2 separate regions of the Homo sapiens genome follow, and region 1 is linked to region 2. A link is a loop called in an ENCODE intact Hi-C map of the cell type or tissue named here. Cell type or tissue: gastrocnemius medialis. All regions are shown on one strand. Each heading gives the region's core, and the rest is flanking DNA. Links, peaks and the distances in the headings are about the cores only.

Region 1 (15,249 bases), core at 2,968-10,967, 480 kb before region 2:
TGCGCTGATTTATCTGTTGACATACTGTGCTAGTTTTCTCCCTAGACCGGGAGGACCGATAGTGTATGTGGGTGCATTTCAAGGCAGCCACTTTGTATGGCCACTATGTCCAATGAAAGGAGAGGCCTGTGGCCCCACTCTTGTCATGAGCACCCTCCCAGCCAGGCTCGGTGTCTTGTGCCTCCTCCGCCAGACAGAGCTTCATGTGCATCTGCTCCACTCTTGAATGAGTTTAGCTGCCAATTTGCTCTCCCTTGTCTGAATGGCTCCTGGAGCTTGTGAATCATCTTTGAAAAATATTTCTATAATGGGAAAATATTTTAAAAACAGCATGGGGCGTGAGCAGATGTCCACAGGGCTGATTGTTAGAAAGTATAGGTGATCGAAAGTGTGATCCTCCCACTTTGTCCTCAAGCTGACCAATGGCCTGACCTCTTCTGCAGTGAGAAGCTGCTGGAGAGTTGGCTGAGGGTCAGGAAATCAAGGGACCTTCATTCTTCAATGAAAGCCAGGCTCCACATCACCCTCCAAGAGGCCGCCAGATGGCAGTGTTGACTCATCCAGCCTCTGTGAGAACCACAGTTTTCTAATGCTCAGAAAACTGCTACCACAGTTTTCCAGTGCACAGACTTTACTGAGTGACTAGGAAGGGGCCTTGAGCCTAATCATTAATCCTGTTTTATAACCTGGAAGGAGGTACACCTTGTTGCTGTCCTAAATCTCAGCTATTCCTCAGATCAAAGCGGAAAGGACAGAAGGAGATAAACCCAGCAAAATTGGTAGTAACCTATGCTGGAGGTGTGCAAAATTGGTAGTAACCTATGCTGGAGGTGTCCTAGGTGTATGCAGGGGTTGGGAGGTGGGTGGGTGGGGGAGAGGGAAAGGGGGAGAGAGAGAGAGAGAGAGAGAGACAGGGAGAGAGAGAGAAAGAAGAAGAAGGAGGAGGAGGAGGAGAGAAGGGAGCAGGGGACTGGTTGTGGTTTGGAGAGACAAAAATCAGAACACAGAATTTTTTTGGAGCTATATACTTTCATAAACAAGGAAACTAATGGACAGAGAATACATTAAAGTGCTCTGTGCAGGCTGCTGACTAGTGGCAGAACAGATTAAGACTCAGTGTTTAGTTTTTCTACTTCTCTCTCTCTCTCTGGGTTTCAGTGTTTAGTTTTTCTGCTTCTCTCTCTCTCTCTCTTTCTGGGTTTTCTTTGTTTTGTGCTATCAAGTTCTTCTTATTTCTTTTACTTCAATAAATTTCTTTCAAATGAATCTAAATGTTATGATCTAAGGACACAAGTTGATAAATGCAATTAAGATTCTTGGTTGAAGATTTTGTGTAGGTGGTATTAGTAGAAAGTATCCACAAAGTCATGGAGCAAAATCTCAGATTTACAAAGTTCTAGGTCTGCCTTGGCCTTCCAAAGTGTTGGAATTACAGGCATGAGCCCCTGTGTCTAGCCTTATATTGACATTTTTCACTTGCATTTTAGAATTGATTGTTGAGAACCCCTTGAGTGACCTAGGTCAAGAGACTGCTGATCTGTCTGTGATGGGTTTGATATTTTTTTCTCCTCACCAAAAATGCTAAGAACATTCATTTACAAAACTGGAGACATTGGTAAGCTCTTACCTTTCTCATCCTGTGGGACTGCACCAGCCTGTCTTACTGCTTCCTGGGAGGTTCTATGCACAAATTCTCTGGGACCTTCTCAGGTTAGGCAAGACCTCCAGAAGACCTACCAGCTATCTTGCTCCTGAAGTTCAAGGCTCTGAAAGCCTTAAATGTCATGAAGCATGAAGCATTTCCAGGAAATTTGTGGTTTTCTCTTGAAACTTCCCAAAGAGAACTTTTTCTGAAAACTGTTTACAGCAATTTGATGGAGACCAGCATTTCCGAGGGCCCAGAGGAAGGATCAGAGAACAAGGACAGTGACAGGGGGATTTGGTCATGAGAGTCAGAGGCCCGTGTGATTTGCAATACTCCTTTCTGGAAGCTCTAACGAATATGAATAATCAAAGATGCCATTACTGCATAACAAGAGCATTGGACACTAAAATATAACTTTTCCGAGAAATTGAAATTTGCTTATTTATGTTGTTTATTTAGGGGTATGGTCAGGGTATTTTATTCAGACACTTAGTGTGCTCAATTTATTCATTTTTTCAACAGTATTTCTGGAGCTCCTATTATGTTCTAGGCACTATAAAGACACATGCACACGTATGTTTATTGCGGTACTATTCACAATAGCAAAGACTTGGAACCAACCCAAATGTCCATCAGTGATAGACTGGATTAAGAAAATGTGGCACATATACACCATGGAATACTATGCAGCCATAAAAAATGATGAGTTCATGTCCTTCGTAGGGACATGGATGAAGCTGGAAACCATCATTCTCAGTAAACTATCGCAAGGACAGGAAACCAAACAATGCATGTTCTCACTCATAGGTGGGAATTGAACAATGAGAATTGTTCAATTGTTCAATTGGCAATGCAGGGCCTGGGAAGGAGCTTCCTGCAGGCCGAACAGAAACAAAATGACACTTCCCTCCATTCTAAGCCAAATAACCTAGTGGTTCCTGTATGTGCCTCAGAGTGAAATTGAAATCCTAACCCTGAAGTCATTTTGTAGAGGCCTTAAGCTTCTTGTTGTGAGATGTTTCCTGGTTCCCTTCAGAAAAGGGCTCTGACAGGGTTTAGCAGAACTATTGATGGACGACTTGGCATGAGTACATCTGGATACATCAGAACTTTGTCACAAGAGTGGTGTTTTAGTTTTAAATTCCTTAAATAACCAATAATTGGGACATGGTTAAGTAATTTATGAAATGTTCACTACATGAAATATTTTCTGGCCATTAAAAGTGGTGGCCATGAAGACCTGGCAGCAACATGTCAGAATATTAACGCAGAATGCTAAATGAAAATCAAGAGTCCAGAATTGTACACAATGACTGCAGGTGTGTGAAAACATGAAAATGCAGACGAAGAACATCCAAATTAATGTAGTGGACTGGCCCCCTATAAATGAACCAGTGGACTGGTTCATTTTATTGACCATTTTAGGACAAGACTTTATACATTTGGAATTCTATATTTAATAGCACCCCTTGAATTTTTGCATGATTTTAAAAGACCAACCAAACTTCTTATAATACTTAAGTTTGATTGTGGCTGCAATCTAGCAATCAATTTAATGAAAAATATCTAACTGGAAACTTTGAGTTGATAAAAAATCTGTTTGATAGATTATTTCACTTTTAAATAGCCTGTTGCTATCAATAGATACATCTGATCATCTCCTAATTAGTAAATAATGAAGACTGTTGTTTTCATAAGTATTAATAAGCCACAGATATTCTGGGATGGGTTGCTGGCAGGAGGAAGATGTTGACTTGCTAACTGAGGAGTATGAACCCGGTCAGTGCTGCTTCTGTACATAAAGACTGTTAGTTTAGATGATGGCCTCACCAAAATAATATTCTGATTTGTCTGCTTGATTATGAAGGTGCACAATTAGCAAGAAAAATCTGAGACTTTTTAGACAGACGTATACAAAACCTCTGGGTTGTCTTGAGAAAACCCAGAAAACCGACTTCTCTCAGGCTTCATGAAGGGGAAAAGGTGTTTTAACCTTTAGCACATGTTACAAAAATCTAATACGGCAAAAGATATTGAGAAGTGGAGAGTTTCACTAAAAATTATTGGGCTAATAAATGCTTAGAGCCAATATGTACACACAACACACACACACACACACACACACACACACACACACAAAGGAAAAAGCTAATGGAAAACAACTAAGCCCTATTTTATTCCGTTGGAAGCCGTGAGCAATGCCAAGTGTCCACACTTAAAAATGAGATACAAACACGTTTTCTCTCATGTTTTTCACAAATTTGAAGGAAACAATTATCAGTCAAGACTTGTCAGAAGATTTGGTATAAATTTAAGGGCATATTTACTTTCTCTTGTCACTTTAACAAGTTTATGTTGTCCCGTGTCCCTTATAAATCTGCTAGAAAAATAAGTTTGGAATTTCAAAGTAGAAAAACCTTGGAAATAAGATCTTCAGTGGCTTGAAGTTTACACCCAGTCTGGAGCTAGGGCCTCCACATGCATCAGCACATCTCATTCTTGTGTGAAAATTTTTAAATTGATATGTAGTATTTGTACATATTTACAGGGTACATGTGATATTTTGTTATTGCATAATGATCAAGTCAGGGTATTTGGGGTGTTCAGCACCTTGAGTTCATCACCTTTCTATGTGTTGGGAACATTCCAAGTCCTGTCTTCTAGCTATTTTGAAATATGCAAATATTGTTGTTAACTGTAGTCACCCTACTCTACTGTCGAACAACAGATCTCACTCCTTCCATCTAACTGTCTGTTTGTACCCATTAATCAACCTCTCTTTCTCCTCTCCCCCACACATACCACCTTCCCACCCTCTGCTAGCGACCGTTCTACCTTCTACTCAGCACATCTCATTCTGACTCTTCCATCTGATGTGAGCAAGTCTGTCCTGAATTAGAGCTGTTTTCTAGAGGGCAAGATCTTATCTTTGTTTATTATTTAAAGTGTCCAGCACGCTTTGATTTATTACTAAGCACGAGCTATTTTTTACTTGAATTTCTATAATGCTTTGTTATTCATTCGTGTTTTTTATTATGGAAATGTCAAATAAGCCCCTTGTATATTTCACCCACCACTATTCATGGTAATCTTATTATCGTTGTTTATTTTGAAGTAAATCCTATAATTTTATTAGTAAATATTTTAGTGCTCCTAAAAGATAATGATCGCATTTAAAAATATAATCACAGTATCACAATTGTACCTTTAAAAATTAACTATAATCCCTCAACATTCAATATGCAGTCCATGTTCAAATTTCCTTGATTGTCTCATAAATGTCTATTAACATGTCATTCAAATCTGGAAACAAGCCTTTTTATCTCTCTCTCTCTCTCTTTCCTTGAAATTTACATGTTGAAGAATCCAAGTCGTTTGTCATGCAGAATCTTCCACATTCTAGATATAAATGATTGCATTCCTGTAGGTTCTGTCCTGTCTTTTCCTATAAATTGGCAGTTAAATTTAGAGGCTTGATTAGATTATGTTCAATTTTTCATCAATAAAGCAACTTATGTTCATATAAATCTTATCATTGCTTAGATGAACAAATTAGACCTGTTTCTTTTTCTTTTCTTTTCTTTTTGAGAGAAGGTCTCCCTCTGTTGCCCAGGCTGGAGTGCAGTGGTATAATCATGTCTCACCGTAGTCTCTACGTCCCTGGGCTCAGTGGTCCTCTCACCTTAGCCTCCTTAGTAGCTGGAACTACAGGTGTGTGCCACTATACCTGGCTAATTTTTGTACTTTTGGTAGAGACAGAGTTTCACCATGTTGCCCAGGCTGGCCTGAAACTCCTGGGCTCTAGGGATCCACCCCCCTCAGCCTCTCAAAGTGCTGGGTTTATAGGCATGAACCACAGCACCTGGCCCAGACCTGTTTGTATTGGTTAAATGATAATGTACTAGAGGAGAAATCTTTTTTGTGATATGACATATCTCAAAGTATCATTGATTTTTGAGTTTGTGTCAATATGAGATAAACTTTAGTTTCTAAAAATAGCCACAAACTTTCTTTAGATCACAGAATCACAGATTCCACTTGGGCAGGACTTGAGCCTCTCACTCATGTAGGGCCCCTTTCCACCTTCCTGGAGGTATGGTCACCTGTCCTTTGCGTGACCAAGTCGGGATGAGGAGTTAGTTACACGCAGACAGGCCACTGGTAAGTCTCTCACAGTATTCCAGCTTTTCCTTCAAGGCATTTTTCTTCTAGGGTTGTTGTCTATTTTGTTGTTGTTGTTGCCTGTTTGTAACAGGTTTCTATTCTATCGTGTTACCCTGCTCTGTGTTAATAATATAAATACCTAACAAATTTTCTAGACTATCTAGCCCTTTAACTGAGGGTTTTTTTTTCTTTTTCTTCTGATTCTTTTTACAGCTAAGCCCCTATACTTAACACTCTCTTTTCTCTGCTCCTGATGGTTAACACCTTGATTTACATACTTTATTCAAGGGATAATAGTAATACTGTATTGCTATTAGTCTCAGTCACCTCTGTGTCATCTTTCCTACTGCTGTGTTGAGACTATTTTGGGGAGTGTGCCTCAGCGACAGCTGTGAGCCACATTTAACCCACCAGCTGAAGTCTTGCAAAGTGCCCTTCATGTTCCCGCGTGTACAGATGGCTCTGCCTGATACTAATGGCAGCAGCAGGGTAAATGTGACTGAGGCGTCTTCTGGGGAGGCTCAGGTGGTCCAGGTTCCCTTTTAGAAACTTCAGAGTCAAGCTATTCGTAGTGGTGACTCTTGTACGCTCCAGCTGCCTGGCCTGTTCCCTACCCATGGGGGCTCAGATCCCTGATGGCCTTAAAAGGAGAGGGCTTGAGAAAAATGCCACCCTGAGTCAGGGTGTGGGCTGCACAGGCCAGCAGCTTGTCTCTGAGAGTGATGCCAAGGGAGTGGTTTGCAGGAGAGAGAGAGGGTTCTCCAAGATATCAGCCTCAAAATAGCCTGGCCATCCTGAACTTCCCTTAATAGCCTGCCACAGATCAATCACCCACAATCTAGGGAAAGCCTTTGTAAGCCTATTTGGACATTATGCTTGTGCTGCCTTGAAGAGCAATTGAATTCCACCTATTATTCTGAGGCATAAGATATTTTTCCGTCCTATTTTCCTAAAACTAAAGCTATCTCTAAGTTTTGAGAGTATCCTCTTGCCTCTGTGGCCTGGGAATGGTGGAATGTGATGAGAGTGACAGGGTGGCAGCTGCACCCAGGATGCTGACTCGGTGTCACTGTCGGCTTCAGTTGATGTGGCCACCACACGTTAACCACGTGACATCAGTTTCTGGGCAGAAGTTAAGTGTCTTGCCTTCTGCAGTAGATTTTATCTCTAAGAATTGTCCAGAAAAGGAAAAGCCTGTTTATCTCAATTTCCTCTGTGATTATATTCCAAAATAAGCTTCCATAGGAAAAACATTCTATGCAAGTGTGGCAGATGGCCTGGGCTAGGCCACAGCGATTCTCCCTTCCTTTAGAGAAGTACAGCCGTGTCAAGTGTGTGTCCCCGAGGATTGCATTAAGGAAGACTTTAAGAAGAGTTATAGATTGGAAGGGAATTTATGTGATTTTTCCCTCCAGAATGCATCTGAGCAGGGCTCACTCAGCAGGTGGATGACTTGGGGCCTCAGAGAAACCCTGGGTTTTCCAAGGAGCCCTGAATGTTTATAAGACATCAGGTTAGAACAGGAGTCCAGGGGCGATATGTTAGAAAACCTAACAAGAACTGGACATTTACAAGAAGTCAGGTGTAAGGACTGAGGAGACGTGGTTTCTTTACTTTTGCAGAACAGCTGTGCAGCCAGTCCCTGGGATGGGCTCCTGTCCGGGGCTGCGCACTCACAGGCTGCCAGAGTGAGCAATGGAAAGGCAGGTTAGGCTTCTCCCCATGCTACTCAGGCCGCTGTGCTCCACCACAGCCTACGGGAGGCAGCCAAGCTCCTCTGCTACGTGTACTGTCAGAGGCTGGTCACCTCCCCTCACTTTTAAGGGTCTCTGACCCTCACTTTTCTGGCAACAGCAAGTTGCTTATCGTTGCCCAAAGATACTGAAGTGGTTGTAGGCTCTGGAATCCAAAAGACAGAGAATCAGGCCTACCCCATCTCTTCCTGTCTGTGTGGCCTCAGGCAGTTAGTGGAAGTCCGTAGGCCTTGCTCCCTCACTTATGAAATGTGGATGATAGTACCTTCCTCATAGGCACCCAGTGAAGAGTACATGAGATAATGTTTGTAAAGCTCTTGTTCCAGTGCCTAACACAGTACGTCCTCAGTGAATCACAGTTATTCCTGTTATGCCTTACAGGCTATTTTCCCAGCGGGGACCCACAACCCCTCCATGCACCCCTAGCTCCCATATGCCTGGAAACTCACATTCATCTTTCAAACGTGAGTCAAGTTTTGACTCAAGTGTGCCTCTCTGTGAAGCTGCCTCTGATCCCGTCCCCCGCCTTCTTTTTCTCTGTCCATTTCCATTTCTTATGACTGCATAGTATTCCATAGTGTATATGTACCACATTTTCTTTATCTAATCCACTGTTGATAGGCACCTAGGTTGATTCCATGTCTTTGCTATTGTCAGTAGTGCTGTGATGAATGTGTGTGTGCATGTCTTTTTTTCTTTTTGAGACAGAGTTTCGCTCTTGTTGCCCAGGCTGGAGTGCAATGATGTGCAAACTCTGCCTCCTGGGTTCAAGCAATTCTTCTGCCTCAGCCTCCTGAGTAGCTGGGATTACAAGCATGCGCTACCACACCTGGCTAATTTTGTATTTTTAGTAGAGACAAGGTTTCTCCATGTTGGTCAGGCTGGTCTCAAACTCCCAACCTCAGGTCATCCTCCAACTTCGGCCTCCCAACGTGCTGGGATTACAGGCGTGGGCCACTGTGCCCAGTGCATGTGTCTTTTTGGTAGAATGAATTGTTTTCATTTGGATATATACCCAGTAGTGGGATTGCTGGGCCAAATTGTAGTGCTGTTTTAACTTTTTCAAGAACTCTTCAAACTGCTTTCTATAGTGGCTGAACTAATTAACCTTCCCACCAACAGTGTATAATTATTCCTTTTTCTCCACAGCATCACAGCATCTGTTGTTTTTTGACTGTTTAGTAATAGCCATTTTGACTGGTGTGAGATGGTATCTCATTGTGGTTTTGATTTGCATTTCTCTGATGATTAGTGATATGGAGCATTTTTTTGCGTTTGTTGGCTGCATGTCTGTCTTCTTTTGAGGAGCGTCTTTTCATGTCTTTTGCCCATTTTTTAATGGGGTTGTTTTTTGCTTGTTCATTTGTTTAAGTTCCTTGTAGGTTCTGGATATTAGACCTTTGTCAGATGTGTGTTTTTTGAATATTTTCTCCCATTCCGTAGGTTGTCTGTTTACTCTGTTGATAGTTTCTTTTGCTGTGCAGAAGCCCTTTAATTATGTCCCACTTGTCAATTTTTGTTTTTGTTGAAATTGCTTTTGAGGACTGAATTACAAGTTCTTTCCTAAGGCTAATGTCTAGAATGGTTTTTCCTAGGTTTTCTTCTAGGATTCTTAACAGTTTGAGGTCTTACATTTAAATCTTTAATCCACATGAACTAATTTTTGTATACGGTGAAAGGTAGGAATCCAGTTTCATTCTTCTGTGTATGACTAGACAGCGAACCCAGCACCATTTATTGTTTAGAGAGCCCTTTCCCCATTGCTTATTTTTGTTGACTTTGTTGAAGATCAGATGGCTGTAGGTGTGTGGCTTTATTTCTGGGTTCTGTATTCTGTTCCATTAGTCTATGTGTCTGTTTTTGTACCAGTGCCAAGTTATTTTGGCTACTGTAGTATTATAGTATAGTTTGAAGTCGGATAATGTGATGCCTCTGGCTGTGTTCTTCTTGCTTAATATTGCTTTGGCTATTTGGATTTTTTTTTGTTCCATATGAATCTTACAGTAGTTTTTTCTAGTTATTTGAAAAATGACATTGGTAGTTTGATAGGAATAGCATTGAATCTGTAGATTACTTTGGGCAGTATGGCCAGATTAATGATACTGATTCTTCCAGTCCATGGGTAGGGAATGTTTTTCCATTTGTTTGTATCATCTATGATTCCTTTCAGCAGTGTTTTGTAGTTCTTCTTGTAGAGATCTTTCACCTCCTAGTTAGATGTATTCCTAGGTATTTTATTTTCTTTGTGGCTGTTGTAAATGAGATCATGTTCTTGATTTGGTTCTCAGCTTGAATGTTATTGGTGTATAAAAATGCTACTGATTTTTATACATTGACTTTGTATTCTACAACCTTACTGAAATTGTTTATCAATTCTAGGAGCCTTTTGGTGGAGTATTTAGGGTTTTCTAGGTATAGAAACATATCATCTGCTAAGAGAGATAATTTGACTTCTTTTTTTCCTATTTGTATGTCTTTTATTTTTTTCTCTTGCCTGACAGCTTTGGCTACCACTTCCAGTACTATGCTGAATAGGAGTGGTGAGAGTGAGCATCCTTATCTTGTTCCAGTTCTCAAGGGGAATGGTTCTAGTTTTTTGGCTATTCAGTGTGTTGTTAGCTGTGGGTTTATCATAGACAGCTCTTGTTATTTTGAAGGGTGTTCCTTTGATACCTAGTTTCTTGCGGGTTTTTATCATGAAGGGATGTTGGATTTTATTGAAAGCTTTTTCTGTGTCTGTGGAGATGATCATATGGTTTTTGTTTCTAATTCTGTTTATGTGGTGAATCAGATTTATTGATTTGTGTGTGTTGAACCAATCTTGCCTCCCAGGAATAAAGCCTAATTAATCATGATGAGTTAACTTTTCGATGTGCTGTTGGATTCAGTTTGCTAGTATTTTGTTGAGAATTTTTGCACGTATGTTCATCGGGGATATTGGCCTGCAGTTTTATTTTTTTTGTTGTTGATGTGTCTTTATTAGGTTTTGGTATCAGAGTGATACTAACTTTGTAGAATGAGTTAGGGAGAAGTCCCTCCTCCTAGATTTTTGGGAACACTTTCAGTAGAATTGGTACTAGCTCTCCTTTGCACATCTGGTAGAATTCAGCTGTGAATCCATCTGGTCTGGGGCTTTTTTGTTTGATAGGTTTTAAAATTATGGATTCAATTTTGGAACTTAATATTGGTCTGTTCAGGGTTTCAATTTCTCCCTGATTCGATCTTAAGAGATTTTGTGTTTCCAGGAATTTATCTATTTTTTTTTCTAGATTTTCTAGCTTGTGTGCATAGAGGTATTCATAATAGTCTCTGAGGATCTTTTGTATTTCTGTGGGATTGGTTGTGTAACGTCACCTTTGTCATTTCTGATTGTGCCTATTTGGATCTTCTCTCCTTTTTTCTTTGTTAACCTAGCTAGTGGTCTATCAGTCTTGTTTATCCTTTCAAACAACAAACTTTTGGTTTAGTTGACTCTTTGTATGGATATTTCGGTCTCAATTTCATCCTGTTCTTCTCTGATTCTAGTTATTTCTTTTCTTCTTCTAGCATTGGGGTTAGTTTGTTCTTGTTTTTATAGTTCCTCTAGGTGTCATGTTAAATTGTTAATTTGAGATCTTTCTAACTTTTTGAGGTAGACGTTTAGCACTGCAAATATTCGTCTTAACACTGCTTTTGCTACATCCCAGAGATTTTAGTATGTTGTGTCTCTGCTTTTATTTATTTCAAAGACTTTTCTGGTGTTTGCCTTAATTTCATTGTTTACCCAAGAGTCATTCAGGATAGAGTTGTTTGATTTCTATGCAATTGTGTGGCTTTGAGAGGTCTTCTTAGTATTGACTTCTATTTTTATTCTACTGTGGTCTGTGTGTATGGTTGGTATAATTTTGATTTTTTTGAATTTATTGAGACTTGCTTTATGGCCAAGAATATAGTTGATCTTGCAGTATGTTTGGTGTGCAAGATGAAAAGAATGTATATTGTGGGTTGATAGGTGTATTCTGTAGATGTCTATTAGGTCCAATTGGTCAGGTGTTGTATTTAAGTCCAGAATTTCTTGGTTAGTTTTCTGCCTCTATGATCTGTCTAATGCTGATAGTGGGGTGTTGAAGTCCCCCACTATTATTGTGTGGCTGTCTAGAAGTACTTGTTTTATGAATCCTGTTGAATTGAACTCTTTATCATTATGTAATGGCCCTTCTTTGTTCTTTTTTACTGTTTGGCTTAAGGTCTACTTTATCTGATATAAGAATAGTGATCCCTAATCTTTTTTGTTTTCCATTTGCATGGTAGGTTTTTCTCTAACCCTGTACTTTGATCCTATGGGTGTTGTTACATGTGAGATGGGTCTCTTGAAGATAGCAGATAGATGGGTCTTGTTTTTTAATCCAACTTTCCACTCTGTGTCTTTTGAGTGGGTGTTTAGACCATTTACATTCAACACGAATATTAATATATGAGGTTTTAATCATGTTGTGAAGTTCTTAGCTGGTTGCTTTGTAGTTTCTATTGTGTGGGTGCTCTGTAGGATCTGTAGGCTGTGTACTTCAGTGTGCTTTTGTGGTAGCCAGTATCATTCTATTGCTTCCATGTTTAGACCTCCTTTAAGGATCTCTTGTAAGTCTGGTTTAGCGGTAATGAATTCTCTTAGCACTTGCTGGTTGGGAAAATATTTTATTTCTTTTAGCTGAGTTTGGTGGGATATGAAATTCTTGGTTGGACTTTCTTTTCTTTAAGAATCCTGAAAATAGGCCCCCAATCTCTCCTGGCTTGTGAGGTTTCTGCCGAAAAGTCCACTGTTAGCTTGATAGTGTTCCCATTGTATGTGATTTGACTTTTTTCTGTAGCTATCTTTAAGATTTTTTCTTTAGAGTTGACCTTGGACAGTCTCATGACTCTCTATGCCTTGGTGATATTTGTTTTGTATAGTCTCTCACAGGTGTTCTCTGGATTTCTTGTATCTGCATGTCTACTTCTCCAGCAAGAATACGGAAATTTTCTTGAATGATTCCCTCAAATATGTTTTCCAGATTATTTACTTTTTATCCTCTCTCAGGAATGCCAATAGTTTATAAGTTTGGTCTATTTGCATAATCTCTTAGTTCTTGAAGATGTTGTTCATCTTTAAAAATTCTCTTTTCTTTATTTTCGTATGACTGGGTTAGTTCAAAAGACTGGTCTTCAAGCTCTGCAATTCTTTCTTCTGCTTGGTCCAGTCTATTGATAAAACTTTCAATTGTATTTTTAAAATTTCTTAAGTGAGTTTTCAATTCCAGAAGGTCTAATTGATTTCCCCCTTTGGAAGATGTTTGTCTCTTTCTTCATTTCGTGGATTGCTTTGAAAGTTTCTTTGTGTTGATTTTCAACCTTGTCTTAGATTTCATTCAGCTTCCTTGCAATCCATGCTTTGAATTCTTTATGTGTCATTTTTGAGTTTCCATTTTGGTTATAGATCATTGCTGGAAAGCTAGTTCAATTCTTTGGTGGAATCACTATATTCAAATTTTTCATGGTGTCATAATTCTTGTGCTGGTTCCTTCTCATCTGGAGATGTTGACACTTCTAATTTTTGTGAATATTTTCATCCAGGATTCTTATCTTTTTCTTTCTTTTACTATAGTAGTATTATTAGTTTTCTTTCCTTTTCCCTTTACCCCCTCCCTAGGGGTGCAACTGTAGAGAATGCTGGGTAGGGTCTTTTGGCTTTATTTCTATAGCCCTGTGCACTTCTTTCAGCTTTTATATTGGGCTGTGCAGTTCGACCTACAATCCAGTAGATGGCACTTATAGGTAAGAGCCAGCAGCAGCCAACGTGGCTGGGTCTATACTTGATCCTTCTTTAGTGGCCGAAGCTTACCGTTGCCTCAGGCAATGGGGTGATTCTGGATTGCACAGTGGTCTGAGCTCCCTGCTCAGCCCTAGGGGGTGGAATGGGGGCCACAGTGGGCAGGCCTGGACTGGGCAGGTCTGCCTACAGGTCCACCAATGGCAAGCACAAGCATCCTTTTACTTTCAATCTCCCTGTATCATTGTATTTGAAGTGAGTTTCTTATAAACAGTGTATATTTGGGTCATGCTTTAATTCACTCTGCCAATCTCTTCCTTTTAACTGGTTTATTTAGAGCACTTACATTTAATGAAATTGTTGATACATTAGGTCTGAAGTTGCCATCTTTTTTTAAATTTTCTGCTATTTCCCTCTGTTTTGTTTTTCTGTTATCCCTACCTTCCTATATATTTCTTGAATATTTTTGTTTTACAATTCCACTTTGATTTATGTATTGCACTGTTTAGTTTATCTCTTGGTATCGCTTTTCTACTTATTACACAAAACACGGTCTATCTGTGTTAGCATTTTACCAGCTCCCGTGAAAAGTAGGAAAAAAGGTGACCTCCTTTATGTCACCTCACCCTCCTCATTTATAATTTAATAATCATAAATATTTGATATTAATAATATGTTTAATGTAATTGTCTGAAATATTTCCTCCATGTGTATTTACAACCACATCAGTTAGGGTTATAATTTTTGCTTCAACTATCAAACATAATTTAGAATATTCAAGAGGAGAAGGAAAATGTATTTTTTAATCTATATTTTTACTATTTTCCTTGTTCTTTCTTTTTTCCTAATGATTGAGAACATGTCTCAGAGCGTCTGAGGAATGTGAGATATGAATTTTTTTTTTGAGAGAGACAGGGCCTTACTCTGTCACCCACACTGTAGTGGAGTACAGTGGCATGATCATAACTTATTACAGCCTTGAACTCATGGGCTCAAGTGGTCCTCCTGCCCCAGCCTCCTGCGTAACCAGGACTACAGACATGCACCGTCATGTCAAGTAATTTTTAAATCAATCTTTCCTTCTTTTCTTTTTTTCTTTCTTTCGTGGAGACAGGATCTTGATCTTACTGTGTTGCCCAGGGCGGTCTTGAACTCCCATTCTCAAGTGACCCTCTCACCTCAGCCTCCGAAAGTGCTAGGATTATAGGCATGAAACACCATGCCTGGCCTGATATGGAAAATGTATCAGACGCAGAGAGACATAAACATGAGACTCTAATCATGTCCTCTGCAGCCATACCTGGGGGCAAGTTTTTAAAGGCATTTTGATTTTTTTTCCCTTTCTTCTAGTTTCCAGGCTAGCTGATAAATTACCTAAAATGTTACCACAAGTTGCACAATGTAACTCTCATCCATAATCTTCATGTTCATGGAATTTGTGATACAAAGAAAAATGTATAGCCAACCAATCACTTTTGTTATTTTAATAAAGCAAAGTAAATTATTGGTAAACAACTTAAGGACTGCACTTCTTTTTTGCTTTTACAAACCACTTGTAGTTACTGTTAATTGGAGCATGGATCAAGGCAACTTGCATGAGTCTCCTGGGCTTCAGTCCTCAGCTTCAGCCCAGATAAACTCTCTACTTATATTAATTTTGCCTCAGTTTTTTTCCTTTAGGTTAACATGATCCAAGATTCTTTCTTTTATTAGTTCTTATCTGTTTAGAAAACTTCCCTTAGCCATTATTTTAGAGGAGGTCGGCTGGCAACAAATTCTCTTACACTGTTCTTTCATCTGAAAATATCTTCAAGTCCCCTTCATTCACCTTTATATTTTCTCTGAATAAATAATCCTGGGTTGACAATTCTTTTGTTTGAGCACTTGAAAAATGTTGTTACTTC
Region 2 (15,249 bases), core at 4,635-12,634:
TGTGGAGGTGATGATTTCACGAATTAACCGACTAATCTAACATCCAGGGAACAGGATTTCCACATAAACTAGCTCTTCTCTAAGACACTGAAGTCTGGGAGAAGCCACAGTGACTCTTTGGGAGCACCATGAAGAGCCAGGACAGGGAGAGATGGAGAGAGGGAGGGAGAAAGGGAGGGATAGAGGGGGGAGGGGGAGGGGAGGGACAGAGGGAGGGGGAGGGGGAGGGAGAGAGGGAGGGAGAGGGGGAGGGAGAGAGAGGGAGGGGGAGGGAGGGGGAGGGGGAGGGAGGGGGAGGGAGAGGGGGAGGCGGAGGGGGGAGGGGGAGGGAGAGAGGGAGGGAGAGAGGGAGGGAGAGAGGGAGAGGGAGGGAGGGAGAGAGGGAGGGAGAGGGAAGGAGAGATGGAGGGAGATAGGGAGGGAGAGGGAGGGAGAGAGGGAGGGAGAGGGAGGGAGAGAGGGAGGGAGAGAGGGAGGGAGGGTGGGAGGGAGAGAGGGAGGGAGACAGAGAGAGAGATGGAGGGAGAGAGGGAGGGAGAGAGGGTGGGAGGGAGATAGACAGAGACAGAGACAGAAAGAGACAGAAGGAGAGAGAGGGAGGGATAGAGGGTGGGAGGGAGATAGACAGAGACAGAGACAGAAAGAGACAGAAGGAGAGAGAGGGACAGAGAGAGAAAGCTCTAAAGGATGTCCTGCTCAGAGTAGTGAAGAAATAAAAAAAGTGGAAAAAGTTGGGAGAGAAAGCCCCAAAGAGAATGGGGTGGGAGGGAGAGAAATAAATTCCACTTTTGCTTAAAGTTCTTAAAAAATAAAAATTCCTGAGAGTATTTAGGGTGATAATTGCCAAGCTAATTATTTTTGTTAAAGTCAAGTTGGTTTTCTAACACTATGAAATACAATAGACCAAACTATTTTACCCACATTCTTGATGAAACATCGTCTGTTTAAACATTCCCTCTTCTAGCCATGATGGGGTGATGAGGACTGGCTTTGCGCCCCTGCTTTAAACAACTCAGGACCGGAATCCACGCGGCTTCTGGGCAGCAGGCAGCACAGGGCAGGGGCCCTCAGGGAGGTTCCAGCCAGGAGGGGACAAGCTGTTGACTTCCCGCCCGGAGGTCACAGTGCAGGAAGGGGTTCGACCCATTTGGGGGACAGAGGTCACAGTTCGGAGAGGACAGAGGCTAAATTTTCATTGTCAAGAATGGCGAGCTCCAAGGGCGGGTCCAGGGGTCCGAGGTGGGTCCCCAGGCTGGGTGCAAACTGAGGAAATAGCTCAGGGTTGAGGAAGAAGCTCCAGGGGTCAGCAGAGCCAGTGGGGACCCAGGCAGGGCTGGAATGGTCAGTGCTCCCGTCAACCCAGTGAAAGGGCCTCACGGTGCCCAAGGCCAAGCAGAAGCCTCAGTGGGCGCCCCCCACCCTGACACATCGGGCCCCATCTGGAGACTCGATCGTGACAGTGGACATGCTGTTGGCATCTGGTGGGCAGAGGCCAGGGATGCGTGGAACACATGCTGTGCTCAAGACCCCCTGAAATGAAGGGTTATCCAGCCCAGAGCGTCCACTGTGCCAACGCGGAGAAACCCCGGCCTGCATCAGCGCAGGCTTGGCCTACAGAGTGATGGTCTCTCGCTGCTAATTCTTGGTGACACCCTCTGTGGCTGTAGCACTGCCCTCTGAGCTCCTAGTACCTGCTCCTGTCTCCCTGGAGGGTCCGTGTGTTGCTCTGGGAGCGTGGCCACAGTCGCACCATCCATGCAGTTCAGCTGCGCCTCTGCTGTGTGTTCCTGTGTTGGGCCTGAATTTGAAGTTTGGAGGCAGTGTCTTCTGCTGACCATGTTCCTGGGAGAAGGCCTCTGGTCCCGCCTGGGGGTCACTGCCTCCTGTGATGGTTGAGATGCAACTTGAGGCTGTGATTGGTGGCTCTTAAGGAATTCTCAAGGGCAGTTTTGACTCTATGAGATTATTACCTGCGATTATTTTATACCTAACCCCCTAGTAAACATGGATTCTGAAGGAGTCGAGCATTTATTCGGTACCAGGTTACAGCTGGATGCCTTGATGGGTGCTTGCAGGGTGTGTGGGAAACGGACATGAGGTCTGCTCCCTCCCGGACATAGACTCCAGCAGGGCCCCATGGGCCACCCTGTGCTAAAGCAGAAATTATGCCTCAGGAAGGAGAGACTTGAGGAGGGGCGGCGAGGCAGTGCCGGGGCAGGCGGTCATGGGCAGGTGTGTTCAGCAGCCTGGAGGGTGCAGGCAGGAGGGATGGGTTTTCTGGAGGAAACGAGGCCTCGGGACTCATCCTCTGCTTTGCTGAGCCTCTCCCTCATGCATCAGATCTAATGCCAGGGCCTGGCTTCCTCAGCCCTTGAGTTTCTGCGATGGCTTCTCAGAACCAAATGTGGCCATTTGTGCCATACACATGCGTGTGCCTCCAGCTCCATCTGTGACGGCCGCGGCGAAGAGGGGAGCTGTTTGACGACCTTTCTGCCATTTTCATGAGAGTCCTGCTTGCAGGACCAAAACACACAGGAAATGTGACCCGACATGCTTGGGAACACATTGGCCTCATCTGGAGGAACTGGCTGGAGCGGAGGGACAGCATCTGCTTGGAAAGGCTGGGCTTCACAGATGTCCAACAAAAACTGGGGGACGGCGGGACCCTTACAGCCCAAAGAACCCTGAGGAGCAGCCCCCTTTCGCACGTGGAGGGGCCGGGGGCTTGCAGAGTGTGACGCGTGGTGTTGGTGAGGAGGCACGTGCTGTGCAGCCGTGGCCCAGGGCAGGGCGAGGCTGACGCGGGAACCAGGGAGACTGGGATTGGTGATGTCTCTGCAGCTGGATCGTCGAGGACCCGGCTATTGCTCTGTGTTAAGCGGCCTCCTGGGGGCACGGCTGCGTGTTTTAGCTTAAGTGCACAAGGGTTCACTGGACAGCTCAGTAGGCTGGGCTCTGCGGGGACGTGGCCACCATGTTCACCGTGGGAGGTCCTGCTCCTCACCCGACGGATGCCTCTGGCACCAAACCCTCCCACCAGCCAGGCCTGCCGCGCAAAGCCTCCCAGGCAGGAGCTGAGTTAGGTTTTCAGCCAGGGCCCAGAGGCCCTGAAAAGCCCGGGCAGTTACGAAACAGCATTTACGTAAAGGATTGATTCAATTACACAGGGCAGGAAGCATCAGCCAAGTGGGTGAAACCCAAAATTCCACCCCGTCGAGAGGCTCCCTGAGCCTGGGCTGACCAAGAGCCACGAGCTCAGATGGAGCAGGTTCTGTGTCCAAATGTGGAGCCCAGCCAAGCTCCTGCACGCCTGAGGCTTTCCAGATGGGCAAGCACAGTCACAGTGCCGTGGTCTTGAGCAGCTGCAGGAGATCCGAGTGGCTTCCCCTCAGGATCCAGAGCCGCCCTCCCCAGCCTTCCTGATGCAGGGAAGAGAAGGCAAGGAGCTTCTGGGAACTCGCCTGACCCGGGTGCTCTGCTCGGACATCCAGGAAAATGCAACGTGGAACTGCTGGTTCCCGGGCACCCTAGCATCCACAGAGGACCCCGTAGAACTGGATGCCACCTGCCGACAGAACACGCTCTCATCCAGCAAACACCGAGCCCCACTGACGGGAAAGAATGAGTCAAAAGAAAGAAAGAAAGAAAGAAACACAAAACCACTGAGGGAATTCCTGGGAAGCAGAGCCAGACCAAGCCTGTCTATGGGGGTCCCCGGAAGGTCACCACCTCTCTGGTGATGACGAGGAGTGAGGATAAGCGCGACCCCATTGCCCACCTCAACCTGCATCTGGGTCTAGAAATCAAGGAGGAGGAACATGGTGTGGAGGGAGGCGCTGCTGCTGTTGAAGAGTTTTCAGTTTGGTGGGGATGAAATTGCATTCTGAGAACGAGGCCATGGACGGATTCCGCGTTCATTTTATGGAGAAATAAGCCAGTTAAAATCACTGTGATAGGTGTCATTTGTTAAGCACTTTAGAGGTACTAGATACTGGGTTAATCTCTTTACACACATCACCCTCTTCCAGCTTGCGATGACTCAATAAAGTAGGTGGTTTTATTGTCCCCATTTCACAGAGAAGAAAACGGAGACTCACAGATGTACAGGAACCTGTTTGAGCAACTCGGCCACTCTGATGCCCAAATCTCAGGAGCTCCGGGCCAGGCCACCTAGCTTGGGACTGCAGGCTTCCAGTCATCCCCAGTGCTCAGGGGACCCTCCACCCTGAGCTGAGCCTGGCCAGATGTGGGATTCCCGAAGATGTAAACAGCCTCTTCCTGGTGGTCACGCAGTCGGCCGCAGCCCTGGTTGAGTCACACGGGCAGAGCTGGAACATCACAGTCTCTTCCTCTTTTTGGAAGGAGGAGGGAGGCTGTGGCAGTGTCTCAGGGCCTGCTCTGCTCCTTCCCAAGTGTGAGCACAGAGAGCCCACACTGGCCCCCAGGACCTGCCCCCACCGTGCTCCCCGAGGACACCGAAGGTCCACCACCGGGACCAGTCCCCAGAGTCTTTGGTTGTAATTCGTCTTTATCACCTTAAGGGGCCTCAGTGGGGCTACTGCAATCCGTGGGTACTCATGGCCAATGTGCGGCCCCCATCTCCACTTCTGTGATGCAGCTCTTCTGGGAGCACAAGCTCCCTGAGCTTCCTCCTCACCCTAGGCTCTTTCTAGAAGCCCTGGCAGAGCCCTGGTATTAAATGTACACCTGTAAGAGAAAGACCAGAAGCCCGAGCTCTGTCTTAAACCTTTGCTCAGCTTTACAGCCCAGCCAAACTCAGACTGTTAATGAAGAAATCAGGTCAAAATTTTAATTGCATAAACTTACTGCCTTACGGGTCACATTGCTGGCAGTTTCTTTGGGAAAGGATTGAAATCATGCCTGTCCTTGGGCAGGACACGCAGAGCCTGTTCTCAAAGATGGCCGGAATGTTAGAGCGGAAAGGACAGTTCTTATCTACTGTCTTAGTCTGTTCCTGCTGCTATAACAAAATATCTGAGCCTGGGTAATTTATAAAGAACCAGAAGCTATTTCCTAGTGTTCTGGAGATGGGGAAGTCCAAGGTGGCGGCACTGGTGTCTGGTGAGGGCCTTCTTGCTAGGTGCTCAGTTACACGCTCCCTTCAACCTCCAGTCCTTCTGTGAGGGCACTGATCCCAGTCATGAGGGTGGGGCCTCCCAAAGCCACACCTTTTAATATTGTTGCTTTGGAGATTAAGTTTCAACCTGAATTTCAGAAGGGCCGTCATCATTCAAATCACAGCAGCTACCAAACTGGCAAAGCTTTTCCTTTAGGAAAAATATTCCCATGGTTAGCAAAGACGTGGGCGGGCCTCTCCATCTGCTTCGGCTGGGATTGGAGCCCCCCTCTCTAGGATGTAATTTGTCAACACATTTTCCAAATTCTTAAAGTGTGCAAGTTTTTGCCCAGTGGAGTCACCGTAGAGTGAGGAGTTGGGGAGGGTGTAAGGAAATAATGAGGTACACAAAAATTTGGCTATGAGCTGTTCATTAAGAGGGAAAAATTGAAACAACAAAGGGAAAGATCTAAATAAATTATGGCACATTGATATGATAATATGGGGTCGTGAAAATGCTGAGTCCCCTGCATCAGGCTGGTGTGGTTCAGGAGCCAGCCCTCCATCAACTCTGTTGGCCTTAGGAGAGCTGGTAACCCCTCTGTGCCGCAGGCCCTCATTGGCCAAGTGGGGACAGAAATCACACCACCTCACAGGACAGTCAGTAAATACCCAGCCCTCACCCCATGCCCCACATGCACTGTGTGCTATTATTATCATGAACTGTCAATAAAAAGCAGCCCCTGAGGCTCGCATGTACTTCTGTGTTATAAAGACCACACACTCACCTACATTAGGAGATTGTACCCACAGGATCATACAGGCAGCTATAGGTCTACAGGTCCTATAGATCCCATAGGGCGAGGTCTGGAGCGGCACTCACAATCACTTCTGTGTGGAGGGCTTGGGGAGGTTTCTGAGGCTCCTCATGACACATATGTTTTTGTTTTTCTGCAATGGGCATCTTTTGCAATCAAAAACCAACATCAGCTCTTGTGAGAAACGTGAAACATACATCTAGATTCAGCCTCGTGGCTTCATGCCCATATTCAACACCCGCTTCAGGAAATCCCTCCTCAAAAAATCCAGAATTTCGTCGGCGGTGGTCTGCGGTGCTTCCTCTTACTCACGCAGCAATCGGCGTCCTGTCTCGTGTTGGCCACTATTTTCAGATTAAAGTTTTTTCCCTGAGCCACTTTAATAATTCGAAGCAAACTGAAAATACGGTGGTTTCTTCCTTCTTTTTCTTTTGGTTTATTTTCTTTCTGTTTTTCTTCCTCCCTCCCTCCTTCCCTTCCCTACTTCCAACTACGCACAGTTTTTCTATAATCACAAAATACTAACTGCGAGAAGGAATAGAGAAAGCATTTCTTTTCTCTGTGACCTGCGAACACAGGGCAGTGATGGATTGTGCACTGCCACGTTCCGAGGTGGAGACCAGCAGCCCTGCATTGACAGTAGTGACTTTCCTCATGCAACGAAGCCATGCAGAGACAGCTACAATGTGCTTATCATTTGGGGTGGCAGCTGGCTTCCGACTCTCACAGGTCTCCTCACCTGCAGCCGTGCGCACACCCCACAAAGAGCTGGCATCACAAAGTTAACTCAGAGCCCAGAGACGGGAGATGTCCAGGCCCAGTGGAAGGCTCCGGGGAAGGAGTGTTGTCTCCCTGTCAGAGAAGCACTTAGACAAGCACTTGGCTTAAAGTCAGAGTGGAGAACATTCTTCTTCATGCAAAGTTAAACGGGAGTGAAGCCCAGGGCAGTTCTCATTCGCTCAGATCTGCCAAGAAGCCGAAGTGCATGTAGAGCCTGTCCTGCCTCACAGAAGGCCCCGCACACCCACCACAGGCGACCACGCACCCCGTGCCGCCCACACCACCCACCACAGGCGACCACGCACCCCGTGCCGCCCACACCACCCACCGCAGGAGACCACGCACCCCGTGCCGCCCACACCACCCACCGCAGGAGACCACGCACCCCGTGCCGCCCACACCATCCACCGCAGGAGACCACGCACCCCGTGCCGCCCACACCATCCACTGCAGGTGACCATGCACCCTGTGCTGCCCACACATGCCCTAGGTAGACCTGTTGCCTGTGGCTGTAGAGGAGATGGAAGCCATGCATTCCTGAGACACACGTGGGCTTCCAGGGTTGCCAGGTGGAAATTAAAGCCGCATCACATGACCCTCATGTGGATGGGGACGTCTGAACCATCCACAGGGCTCAGGAACAGAAACCTGGTCAGGTGACCAAGAGCAGGCGGAGGCCACACTGAAAATGTTGAGTTTGGGTCTTGCACCAGCAGGCCCTCAGGGTCGTGGATGGGTATCACTCTTGATGCTCATGAATGAGTGTGTCCTTGCCAAAGTCCCGGCCATAACTGGGAGTCCAGTTCTGTGGGAAGTGCTGCCGACCTGTGTGTTAGGCAGAGTTTAAGAAACTGAACTCTGGGTGCCAGGCCAGAAAAGCCAAGAGACGTTGATCTAGGATTGCCTTCTTCTTTTGCTGTCCTGGGATTAAGGCACCAGAGAGCAGACCCTGGTCACAAAGCATCACAAAGACCAAGGTAACAACTCAGCCAAACTCCACCTGCCTCTGCCACTTGATGCCACCGGAGATTCTGTGTCACTTCGAGTTCCTGACTTTGCAGTGCTGGGAGTCTGGAGTTGGCCAGACAGCACCACACACATTTCTTCATTTTGCTGGCTTGCCAGCCGTGCTCAGGGTGCTTTCCCACTAGACCAGCAGGGATGACAAAGGTCCCACTGAGACAGAGAAGCCCACAGGTCCAAAGTCCTCAGAAGCAGCCGCAGTACCAGGCAGACCTGAAAGAAACGCTTCGAGGACCAGGAAGAAGTGATGGAGGAGAGAGGGAATGTGGGCTCTGTGGAACGGGGGTCTCCCATGTGTAGGTTCCCTGGAGCACAGGTCCTGGAACTTGGGGCTCCGTGGACACAGCTTCATGGATGCAGGTGCTGTGAACACAGGCTCTGTGGAACATAGGCCTCCCATGTGCAGGCTCCCTGGAGCACAGGTCCCTGAAACATGGGGCTCCGTGGACACAGCTTCGTGGATGCAGGTGCCATGAACACAGGCTCTGTGGAATGTGGGCCTCCCATTTGCTGGCTCCCTGAAGCCCAGGTCCCTGAAACGTGAGGATCCGTGGACACAGCTTCATGGATGCAGGTGCCGTGAGCACAGGCTCTGTGGAACGTGGGTCTCCAATTTGCCGGCTCCCTGGAGCATAGGTCCCTGAAACATGGGGATCCGTGGACACAGCTTCATGGATGCAGGTACTGTGAGCACAGGCTCTGTGGAATGTGAACCAGCCCTCTCACTTAGCCACAGTGGCCACCTTTCAGCTGGGGACATGCATCTGGCAGTAGGCTCTGGCATCCAAGTTTGGCTGTGTTTAGTTAGGACCACAGATATTTTCTCTTACCTGGTGTGAGCCAGGGCCACAGCTCAAGGGCTCCTGCACAAAGGGCTGGTTAGTGGTGTGCAGATCCGAGCTCAGGGACCCTCCTTTCCCAGTACAGTCTGGGTGTGCACCTCCAGGCGGCTTCCTTATCCTGAAATGAAGGCAGTGCTGCCAATTCATCATCACTGTGGCTATTTTGAGCTACTTGTTTTCTTGCAAAATAATGGTCAGTGTTTTCTGAGCCTGTTACATGCCAGGCATAGTGATAACAACTTTACACCTGATGTGTCACAGCCCCTGGTGGGCACATTCACTTGTACCTCCTTTGGGTAACTGGCCAGTGGAGATCCAGGCTCTCTCACAGGTCATAGGTCTGGGCCACATCAATGCTGTCTCCCCATCTATTCTTACCTGTGTGAAAGACGGCCCACCTGCCTCAAAACTGACTGTTCAGCCACTGACGCAGGCAGTGCTGTTAGGGCCACACAGTGTTCAAACTTAGACACTGCCATTTGGGATGAGGCACTGTGGAGACCGCCTCCTGTGTGGCGTTGCAGGGAGAAGGGAGCAGCCCCGTGTGGAGGGTCCTTCACACCCCAGCTCTGCCCTCATTGTAAATACTTCTCTGCAGGGACAAGTCTGTCCTGCACCGAGGGACACAAAAGCCTCTTCCACCTCAGCCTTTAGTCTAGTGGATCCGTACCAGACAGGTATGAGGTTATGCAGGGCTGCAGCAATTCTTCAGTGGCTGGGCTGTTGAGACTCTGAAGATGTGATCTGGGGCGAGGGGGACCGTGCCTGAATGTAAACGCCGGAGAAAACGGTGGCCTTTGATTCCTGACATGTGGATGCTGTGGCTGCAGTCCCTGATAGCGCCTGTCCTCACTTGAGGACAGCCAGTATCTCAGCCAGTGGGACCCTGTGTTCCAACTAGACTGCTGGCATTTTTCTGGATCTTGTTACTCTGGGACACCCGTTTAAAGAGGTGGCTGATATGACAAATGTGTTAATAACGGACGTCAGATTGTTCTGCCATCCCTGCACCAAGGACACACAAACAGCCATCTCCCTCTACAGGGAGCATTCGGCTAGACCACAAGTCTCTGAGGCCGGCTCAGAGTGGGGGTCGTTCGTTTCTGTTCCTCCAGCCAACAGGCTACCTGCCTGTGGCCAACTGAGCCGAACCGAGCCAAATCTTTTATGGATTTTGAGTAAATTTTCTTCTTGGGAAGAAATGGGTATGACTTTGAGTCATACCACGTGACGTCTAAAATTCGCAGATTATGAAAAGGGGATTTTTTTATCACAATATTTTGGCTGATTATAAAATCAAAGTAATGTAGCACTAACAAGAGAAACCGTGGCTGCGATTGCGCTCCTGAAGTTATAAATACAGAGTAAACACATCCTCTGAAAAGGAGTTTGGAAGAAGGAGACTCCAGTGCACAGTTTGCAAACCGGGAAGATGCAGCCTTTGGTGTAAACAAATGTACCTGGAGAACAAAGGGAACGTTCCGGTTTTATAGCAAAAGCTCCCACCCAGGTCTCAGTCAGGTCTGTGTATCCAAATGAAGGATTCAAACTTGCTTAGTTCTGATTGGTCAAGGCAGCTGAGTTCTGATTAGTTGATAACAGTCGGGTCTTGATTTGGCCAAAGCCAGTGAGCTCCGATTGGTTGGATTGGGTGAGCTCTGATTGGTTGGATCAGGTGAGCTCTGATTGGTTGGTTCAGGTGAGCCCAGAAAGTATCCCAGGTGCAAGGGTGCGGTTTTGGGGGGACTCTGTGTTTGTATGACCTATAGACAGCAAACGGCCGCTGGGCTCTATTTTAGCCACTCAGGATCCACCTTGAAGGACTGGCTCTTTCAGCTTCACCACTGTTCCCAGGAGTGGCCGTCTCTCATCCGGCGATACCTGGTCTTACACTGGGCTGAGAATCGCATTCACGCTTATTCTTATACTTTACGGTCTAAAATGCTTTGCTGTTAGCTCTTAGGTTTAAATCCCAGTCCTACTTATTAAACATGGAATTTGAGTAAGTAATTTACCTTTTTCAAGCCTCAATGTTCTTGTCTGAATAAAAAGGAAATGATAACACATCTGTCACTCGGGGCTGTTGGGAAGACATCCTGAAATCATTACTATGGCCACACTCTTGCATCCATTAGCTTCTAGTGTTTTGTGAACCAATTATATTCAAATCAAATTCTCCAGTGTGACTCAACAATCGCCATGTCCTATTCCATGTTTAGAAACATGACCTTTCCCTTCTGAATCTGCAAGGGAAACGGGGCTGTTTCCAGACAGTAACTGACCTTGAGCAGGGGCTGAAAACTGGCCCAGGGTCACACCTGTCCTGCCACAAGTCTGTAAGTGTATTAATCTGTTCTTGCACTCTTTATAAATGTCTAGAGGCTGGGTAATTTATAAAGAGAAGGGATTTCGTTGGCTCATGGTTCTGCAGGCTGTACAGGAAACATGGCCGGGGAGGTCTCAGGAAACTTACAGGCATGGCAGAAGGCAGAAGGCAACGGGGAAGCAGGCATGTCTCACATGCCCAGAGGAGGAGGATTAGAGATGATGGGGTAGGGGTGGTGGAGGTGCCACACACTTTTATAAACAATTAAATCTCACAAGCCCTCATTCACCATCACGAGAGCAGCACAGGAGAGAAATCCGCCCAATAATCCAATCACCTCCCACCAGACCCCACCTGCAACACTGGGGCTTACCATTTGACGTGAGATGTGGGTGGCTCAGAGCTGGGGTGCTTCGTTATCATCTTGCCAGCCAAGATGCTGCCCACCTATGGCAAACTGGGCTGAACTGAGCCAAATCAAGTAAAGTTTATTAGAATATAGCCCTGCTCTTCTGATCACAAACTGTCCCGGGTGGTTTTCATGTCACAGTGGCAGAGTGGAGTAGTGTGGCCGGCAAGGCCTGAAGTATTCACTTTCTGGGCTGTTACAGGAAAAGTTTGAGGGCTCCTGGCGCAGAGAAATGCTTCTCACACCTTCCTGGGCACAGGATTTACCTTGAGCCTGGCTGGAATGATGGTTTTGATTCCTGTACCTGCAGTGGGACCTGAGATCCTGTGTTACAAAAGGCCCCACATGCACGGGTGAAATTTTTGGTAGGAGAATGACAGACCCCTCTGCACCTGGCCAACGACGCTAGGGACAGCTAGCAGGAAAGTGGACCCCCCTGCCTACTGGGTCTGCACAGACCCCATCAGTAAAACACCTTCGTTCATTTTAAATTTCACTGGTGGCAAGAGAGGAGGCTCTGGGCTGATTAATCAGAGCAAAGAAAGAAACTTGTAGCCTTTGCTATTGTGCACAAAAAGAGTCAAACGCTAGAAAATATTTGAAGAGATTTATTCTGAGCCAGATATGAGTGACCATGGCCTGTGACACAGCCCTCTGGAGGTCCTGAGAACATGTGCCAAGGTGGTCGGGGGACAGCTTGGATTTATACACTTTAGGGAGCCATAAGACACCAATCCAAGACATTTGAGAAGTACATTGGTGAGTGGCTTGGTCCAGAAAGGTGGACAACGCAAAGCTGGCAGGGAGGGGAGGCTTCCAGGTGTCAGGTAAATTTAAAGGTTTTCTGGTTGACAATGGGTTGAGTTTGTCCAAAGACCTGAGATGCAGCAGAAAGGAACGTCTGGGTTAAGATAACGGTGTGGAGAGCAAGGTTTTGTCATGCAGATGAAGCTTTAGCTAGGAGGCTGCAGACAGAATAGGGTGCAAAATGTTGTTGTCAAAGTCTGTGCTGCTGTTAGTGAGGGGTACAATGAGACGTGTGTGACCCCCGCTTCCCGTCATGGCCTGAACCCACCTCTCAGGTTACATTTTAAGAGCCCTGGCTGAGGAGGAAGTCCATTCAGATGACTGGAGGGCCTCAGAGTTTTGTTTTTGGTTTACACTTTTCAAACAGAGATGTCTTTCTTCCTTTTGCCTTTCTTTTCTGAACAGCTGTGACTTCTGCTTGGACGTGGATCTGTGGCAGCCACACGCCTATGGTGGGACCAGTTCTTTCTTAGAAGCACAGTGTGTGACTGTCTTCTCCTGGGATCGAGGACAACTCCACGGCCTCTTCCCTTAAACAGGGATCTGATCCTCCCAGTAAACTTTCCTTCCTGTCGCGTGCTTGGGTACTCTATAAAAATGGAAGTTTAATCAATATTTTAACTTACATATTTATTTATAGACGCCTGGTTTCTCAAGGACTTCAACCTCTAAGTTCACAGTGGTGTTCCTGAGCACCCGGGCAGTCACTCCTGGCAGATGGTCCGAAGCTCAAGGCCAGGCTTGGGACATTCCGGCGGCCACCCTTCCCCACCTGGCTCTAACAGACTCCCGATGAAACCGTCTTTCTGCAGGGGGTGGAAGGGAATGGGGATGTTTTGATTCCTGGGGAGATGATAATTTGATTTTTCAAATCTTGAATATGGACATATGTGATAGGCAGTTAGCTAAGAAGATATTTATTATTCAAAAAGGAGAATCACTTTGTAACCTCACAGTGGGCAAGCAGTGGTAGCATTGTTCCCCCAGTGATGGAGGCCCACAGCCAGTGGTGACCACTAGTACTTCGTAAGCCCCAGACACAGTGCCCCAGCAAGGACATGGTGGACCAGCAAGAACACATAGGAACAGCAAGGACACGGTGGGCCAGCACGGACTCAGAGGGACAGCAGGGACACAGAGGGACAGCAGGGACACGGTGGGACAGCAGGGACACGGTGCACCAGCAGGGACATGGTGGGACAGCAGGGACACGGTGGGACAGCAGGGACACGGAGGGACAGCGGGGACACAGTGGGACAGCAGGGACATGGTGGGACAGCAGGGACACGGTGGGACAGCAGGGACACGGTGGGACAGCAGGGACACGGAGGGACAGCAGGGACACAGTGGGACAGCAGGGACATGGTGGGACAGCAGGGACACGGTGGGCCAGCGGGGACACAGCCAGCGGGGACACGGAGGGACAGCGGGGACACAGTGGGACAGCAGGGACATGGAGGGACAGCAGGGACACGGTGGGCCAGCAGGGACATGGTGGGACAGCAGGGACATGGAGGGACAGCAGGGACATCGCGCCCAGCAGGGACTCGGCATCACCTCTGTGGCATTCTTGCCGATAGTGCCTCACTTCAGTCCAATTGGACAGACCAGATAGTTGGCAAAATAACTGATCAAGTCTTCCAACGTGTCAAGGTTCGAAAGACAAGGGAGCAGCCACGGCCACAGGCAACTGGACGCAGGGGACCACCCTGATGGACCCTGGAGCAGAAGCCGGGCCCATGTGGAAACACCATGAGGTTTATCTGAAGTCTGCGTTTCATGAATAGCACTGTGTGAGTGTCCTGGTTCTGGCAGTCGTGCTGGGGCTAAGGGGCTAACTCAGGGAAGTTGGATATGGTGTGTCAGGAAGAGCTGTTATTTTTGTGACTCTACTGTAAGACTAAAATTAGTTAAAAGTACAAAGGTAAACAGAAAATAAAGAATGTGTCTGACATCGTTCAGAAGAGTTTGCACGTCAGCTAGAAACGGAATGACTTCTTCCCAGAGCCTGGCTGGGGTGGTGACTGGAGGTGGGCTCCCTCATACCTTTCCGAGGGTCGGCCTCCTGATTCATGCACACCAGATGCACAGGCCGTGAGCCAGAGTGTTTACTTCCTGGTTCCACTTGGTGTGCACGTGGGAATAACCCCCAGGGGTTTGTAGACGTCCAGTGAACTGAGCCCCCCTCAGACCCGCTGAGTCCATCCAGATCCTCTGGGATGGGAAGAAAGCATTTGGGTTTTTGTGAAAAAGAACATTGGCTTGTGGTATCATGTTTTATAAAAGACTTCTTCACTCTTTCAGAACATTTGCTACAGGATAACTTGCCAACTTATTTTCAGGAGTGTAACGTCTATGTAAAATTTTCCCAGGTTGGAGGCCACGAGGACCAGCCCTCTGCCACGCACAGATCTGAGAGCTCGCACTGTCCACAGTCAGAGGTGAGCTTGGGCCGGGCTTTCCTGGTCATCAGGGTGGTGTCCGTGCACATCCCCCAGCACAGCTGGGAAGCAGGACCCAAGTGCTCATCATGAATCTGACCTTCGCCCCCACTGCAGCCGTCATCCCAGGGAACACAGCAGTTACTGTAGCACTCATCCTCCTAACAGGACCTCCCCCCAGCAGCCCTGAGGGCAGGGATCCTCCTTGTTTCTGTCTCACACAGAGAAGGTGCTTAACACTGACCTTTATCTTTCAGCAAGTTTCTAAGCAGAGACATGCAGAGCTTTCTGCTTTCACATTTGAACTAGTGGGGTGGAGCCAAACCCCTGGTCTCTAGAAGGACATGCAGGTGTGCCAGGTGCCCAGGACAGCAGAATGTCCATGTTGTCCTCAGGGCCCTCGGTGGGAAGCACCCATGGCCAGCGCTGAGGGCACCGTGGTTGTCCCCATCCCTCACTGGCGTCTGGTTCACACGAGGATAACTCGAGCACCCATACCCCCACACCCTCCCCTGTGACAGTGTGGGAGGGTCCAGAAGTGTCCGGAAGCTGACTCTTGGTGGACATTCGGAGCACAGAGCATCTCGCCAGCTGTTTTGTGCTACCACGAAGGTGCCAAATGCCACGTCATGCTTTCAGAATGGAGTGTTTTAATTGAGATATTTAGCTAAGATAAACAAGACTTTTTGTCATGTCTCATTTGCTGGAAAATTAGCAGATTGAAAA

Evidence for each region. Peaks named below come from ENCODE experiments on the same cell type or tissue, not always from the same donor. Only the 100,000 strongest peaks of a DNase experiment are listed, where the experiment ranks them.
Region 1: it touches region 2 in a loop (5-fold over the local background); 2 of 110 quality-filtered maps call a loop at or near these places.

The regions. Positions count from the first base shown.
Region 1 is chr6:170,515,304-170,530,552 of GRCh38, reverse strand. No RefSeq gene overlaps it. Among named protein-coding and RNA genes, the nearest start is that of PSMB1, 30 kb to the left of the region's middle. In gastrocnemius medialis, for the core only: no CTCF peak of the experiment used is centred there; DNase peaks (open chromatin) are centred at 6,232, 6,882 and 7,542; H3K27ac peaks cover 6,312 bases.
Region 2 is chr6:170,037,854-170,053,102 of GRCh38, reverse strand. No RefSeq gene overlaps it. Among named protein-coding and RNA genes, the nearest start is that of LINC01624, 230 kb to the left of the region's middle. RefSeq lists an enhancer at 15,152-15,249. In gastrocnemius medialis, for the core only: a CTCF peak has its summit at 9,607; DNase peaks (open chromatin) are centred at 8,792, 9,452 and 10,840; H3K27ac peaks cover 2,844 bases.